Regions from separate parts of the Mus musculus genome. Here region 2 is linked to region 1. Evidence: chromatin loops called from intact Hi-C (ENCODE). Cell type or tissue: heart. All regions are shown on one strand.

The links. Hi-C counts contacts between places; a loop is a spot of excess contacts. Peaks named below come from ENCODE experiments on the same cell type or tissue, not always from the same donor. Only the 100,000 strongest peaks of a DNase experiment are listed, where the experiment ranks them.
Region 2: a loop joins it to region 1, with 5 times the contacts of the local background. A loop is called at or near these places in 7 of 42 quality-filtered maps.

The regions. Positions count from the first base shown.
Region 1 is chr10:21,667,792-21,670,291 of GRCm38, reverse strand. No RefSeq gene overlaps it. Among named protein-coding and RNA genes, the nearest start is that of Gm5420, 22 kb to the left of the region's middle. In heart, no CTCF peak of the experiment used is centred here; a DNase peak (open chromatin) is centred at 1,151; H3K27ac peaks cover 799 bases.
Region 2 is chr10:21,995,144-21,997,643 of GRCm38, reverse strand. It overlaps Sgk1 (serum/glucocorticoid regulated kinase 1), which reads right to left. Exons shown (of 14, transcript NM_001161845.2): 5 at 2,095-2,170; 6 at 1,746-1,850; 7 at 1,535-1,618; 8 at 1,290-1,421; 9 at 973-1,085; 10 at 542-665; 11 at 207-302. Among named protein-coding and RNA genes, the nearest start is that of Gm34267, 62 kb to the left of the region's middle. In heart, CTCF peaks have their summits at 1,511 (motif pointing right) and 2,214 (motif pointing right); DNase peaks (open chromatin) are centred at 403 and 1,513; H3K4me3 peaks cover 1,201 bases; H3K27ac peaks cover 130 bases.

The DNA of each region.
Region 1 (2,500 bases):
CTCCTAACTCTATATCCTTCAATGTTTAACATCCTCATACTGTTTTTAGTTAATGATAATGAGAACTAAATCAGTGTGTTCAGATGAAGTTTTGGATTGTTATTGGATGACAGTTTCACCTACAGACAGATAAGTGATCTACTTCTGTGGTCATAGGAGCTGGCCTTGAAAGTCTCTAAAAAGAACCCTGAGAGCTGGCCAGCTTTCGGCACTGAGTATGGAAATGTCATCACGTCAATGTAGCTATAATGCCCACTTCCACTTGTTCTGCCATCAGCATCTGGGCATGGCTTGTTTTATTTTTGCATCCTCTGCGTCATTAAATGATAACGTTTAGAAAAGTCACATTTCATCGTGGCTGACAGTATCTCATGAGCACAGAGCTTAATAAAACAAAGCTGTAGTAAGGGTTTTGGCTTTGCTTCATATTTCATTTCCTGTCCGTGGCTTATTGTTCTTGGGGCTGGGGAGCATTCCGACGTCTTTTAGAATATAGAATTCACTTACGGGCAGCAGCCGTCCATTCACATCGGGCTAAGGGAAGGAAACAAAGGACACTGTAGTTCTCAGCAACACGAACAAGTTCATCTTGTGGCCTTCATCTTCATTGACATTTGGCGTGGGTTAAACTTGAGCTAAAGGGCTTGATTATTCAAAGTTCTCTGACTTTTTCTTGTTTACGTTGGCATTCTGATTCTGAAGTCTGAACCAGACTTTTCCTTTTATCCATTCCACCTTAGACCATGGATTACCAGAATAAAATATCCAGTGAGGTAGAAAGAAAGGTTGAGGCATGTGGGGGATAGTGAGAAAGGTCACAGCTGGCTAGGATTTTGCCATGCGCTGAGTTTTGAAAAATTTGTTACAGGATTTTAAAGTGTATTTTCCGCTCACTAAAAAAACCACTTGTGGAAACTATCGTGGCCGCCGTGGGAAAAGGAAAATGCTGGAAAAAGGAAAATATGCTCACCTCTGCTTCACCTTCTGCATAGAGGGGCAGACAGGACGACTCGCTCGCTCCTCCTCCGCCTATAGAGGAGGAAACAGAGAGGAATCTGCTGGAGAGCATCTGATCTGTTTCAGGAAAGAGAGCAAGGCAGGCTTGGGACCACCCGCGGTCACTTCCTGTGCAGAAGCGGGCTTCAGGCACACACCAGTCAGTGCCGCAGCCTCCCTGGAGCCAGGCGTTTCTATTGTGATGCCTAAAACAGGAAAAAACGGACACGTGTTTATGTGTGCGTCAGATACTTGGAAATCCACCGTTTTCTTGGCAACATCAGGATGTTTGTTTGTTTGCCCATTACCTCCCACCCACGAACTAAACAAATGTAAAGCCAGAGAAACGGCGTTTACAGTAGTTCAGAACGCGGGTCCTTTATGCCAATGTTTCCTTCTTAGGTCAAACTAAGACGTCCTACAGGAAGTAAACGCAGAAAATGAAAACTAAAAATTAATCAGATATATAAATATCTGGCCATGCCTACTATCTCAACATTGGGAGGACCAGGAGTTCAAGGTTATCCTCTGATGTATAACATGCTTGAGGTTCACACAGACTAGATGAGATGCTGCTTCAAAAAAAAATACATGTTATGTATATATGCAACAAAATACACACATGTGCACACAGGAACTAGAAGGTAACAAAGCGATGGATCTGAAAAACGCTTCAAGAGTTATATCGATGCAAATTTAGTCAAGTAAAATATTTTTAAATTAATTAATTTTTTTACACTCCATACTTTATTCTCCCCTTCCCCCGTTTCCCCCTGTCTACCCTCCTACTGCTCCACATTCCACACCTCCTCCCCATCCTCTGTCTCCACGTGGATGTCCCCACCTGGCCTCTAAACTCCCTGGAGCCTCCAGTCTCTTGAGGGTTAGGTGCATCATCTCTGAGTGAACACAGACCCAACAGTCCTCTACTGTATGTGTGTTGGGGGCCTCCTATGAGCTGGTGTATGCTGCCTGGTTGGTGGTGCAGTGTTGGAGAGATCTCAGGGGTCCAGATTAATTGAGCTGGTCCTACTACAGGATCACCCTTCTCCTCAGCTTCTTTCAGCCTTTCCCTAATTCAACCACAGGGGTCAGCAGCTTCTGTCCATTGGTTGGGTGCAAATATCTACATCTGACTCTTTCAGCTGCTTGTTGGGTCTTCAGGAGTGTGGTCATGCTAGGTCCCTTTTTGTGAGCGCTCCATAGTCTCAGTAATAGTGTCAGGTCTTGGGATCTCCCCTTGGGCTGGGTCCCACTTTGGGCCTGTCACTGGACCTTCTTTTCCTCAGGTTCCTCTCCATTTCCATTCCTGCAATTCTTTTAGACAGAAACAATTATGGGTCAGAGTTGTGACTGTGGGATGGCAACCCCCTCCCTCACTTGATGCCCTGTCTTCCTGCTGGAGGTGGGCTCTATAAGTTCCCTCTCCCTACTATCGGGCATTTCATCAAAAGTCCCTCCCTTTGAGTCCTGAAAGTCTTTCACCTGCCAGGTCTCTGGTACA
Region 2 (2,500 bases), 330 kb before region 1:
CCTGCCCTGAGATTCGAACAAGACTATTGAAAAAAGATCCAAAAGACTTATTTATAAAATTATAAAATGTAAAATAGCCAGTTGTCTCCTTTACTAAAGCTTTTGATAAGGCTTCTGACACAGAGAAGCCACGGTAGCTAAGCCTGCACGAGCAAGTCCACATATGTCTTAGAAGTGTTCTGGGCACGATGCTGTGTGTTACTCACCAGGCCGTAGAGCATCTCATACAGGACAGCCCCAAGACACCACCAGTCCACCGTCCGGTCATACGGCTGCTTATGGAGGACCTCAGGAGCCAGATACTGAAATGACACCAGAGAGAGGGGTTAGCTCTCAGAACCTGGCAGTCCGCACAGCAAACATGTGCTTTGAAAAGAGCCAGGGTCAACTGGCTCCCCTCCCCACCTCGTCTTGCGTGCGTGTGTGTGTGTGTGTGTGTGTGTGTGTGTATTTGGATTGCTTCTTAGTTAAAACCTCTGTGCTTTGTGATGTCCACTGGTCCCCTGTGTGTATACACCGGGCACTGCGTCAGACTGCCTACCTCAGGCGTGCCACAGAAGGTAGATGTTGTCCCGTTATGCTCAATATTCTCTTTGCAGAGCCCAAAGTCAGTGAGGACGATGTGCCCCTGGGAGTCTAGGAGAATATTCTCAGGTTTTAAGTCTCTGTAGGAAAAAGTAGTTACACAGGTAGGTTAGCTTGACTTCATGACAAACCCTCTGTAAAGATTGCTTGGGTATTAAGAAGATTGCTAATCCACTCCTGTTCCACAGCCAATCACAGAAAGGAGCCTTAGTTGGGCTGTTAGGATTATGCACCACCCTCTTGGTATGGGCAGTTGAGACAACTCACATGCTAGGGAATTGTTAGAGGTGACCAAAGTGCACATAATATCTCATTATTTTAGGACTCCAAAGGCTCAGCCTGGCCTCCCTCTCCAGCATTCAAGGTAGCTTTGAACCTTTGGCTCACCTATAAACGATGTTTAGGGAGTGCAGATAGCCCAGGGCACTGGCTATTTCAGCTGCGTAGAATCGAGCCCGTGGTTCCAGGAAGCAGCGCTCCCTCTGGAGATGGTAGAACAGCTGCGAGAGACAAAGAAACTGAGGCTTAGTGGGGTCGTTTAGTCAGGCCCGAAAGAGAAAGCTTGAAGGAAGTGGCCTGAAATAGCTTAATTCTGAGTAAGTTTCTCTCTCAAGTATCTTTTAAAAGCTCATCTCAAACCCAAACCAAGCAATGCAAACAGGAGCAGCCCCACTCCCACCATCAAGGTGGATGCCTCGGCTCACCTCTCCACCATTAATGTAGTCCAGGACAAAGTAGAGCTTGTCAGCGGTCTGGAATGAGAAGTGAAGGCCCACCAGGAAAGGGTGCTTCACATTCTTCAACAGAACATTCCGCTCTGACATAATATGCTTCTCCTAGGAGAGAGATGAGATTTAGTGGCAAATTCAGATTTCAACAGGGCAGCAAACCACAGGGTAGAAATTCTTCACCAGGCCTGCGAGCCCCGGCCACCAGGGGTCACCCTTACCTCTTTCTTCTTCAGGATGGCTTTCTTCTGTAAAACTTTGACTGCATAGAATACTTCTTCTGCCTTGTGCCTAGCCAGAAGAACCTGAAATGTCAAATCGGACAGTCATTTTTCTATCCTCATCCAGGGAGAAGATAAAAGTGAATGCATGAAAGAGTCGAGATGCAAAGTTTTCATCTTTTGGAAAAGATGAACTTTTGGTTGAACTTACCTTTCCAAAACTGCCCTTTCCGATCACTTTCAAGAAGTGAAAGTCGGAGGGTTTGGCGTGAGGGTTGGAGGACGGACCCAGGTTGATTTGTTGAGAGGGACTTGGCTAGAAAACAAAGCATCATCCTTTAATACGTACGCTGCACACAGCCTTACTGTTAACACATAAAATACCTTATGAAATATGTCTTTCAAAACATCCCAGTGACTCAGTACTTAAACACTTAAGCCACTTGTGATGTGACTAGACAATCCCGCCTTGATAGTTTTTACAAATACTGCCTTGACTAACCCCTACAGGAAAATACGGATACATTTATAATTTTCCTCCACAGTCAAGATATACTTACCGGAGGAGAGGGGTTAGCGTTCATAAGCTCCGGCTCCTGAGGATGGGACATTTTCAAAATGGACTGAACTTCAGCGCTGTGGAGATTAAAGGGCCATTTTAGAAACTCTTAAATTCGCCACCAGAGGGCACACAGACATAAGTTCTATTTCTGACTCAACCGTTCGGTATTTAAACCGAAAACATCCCAAGGAATTGCTTACAAAAAAAAAAAAAAAAAAAGGTAAGAAAATAACCCAGTTAAATACAAATTAAGGTTTGTTTATTGAGGGACGTGGATTTTGGTGAACATTCACGAGAATTAATCTTAAACCTCCGATCCAAACTCTACCCATAAATTAATAATGTTTAAAATGTTTCAAATAAGCAAAATGTTCAAGACCAGAAGAGATCTATCTACCCCGGAG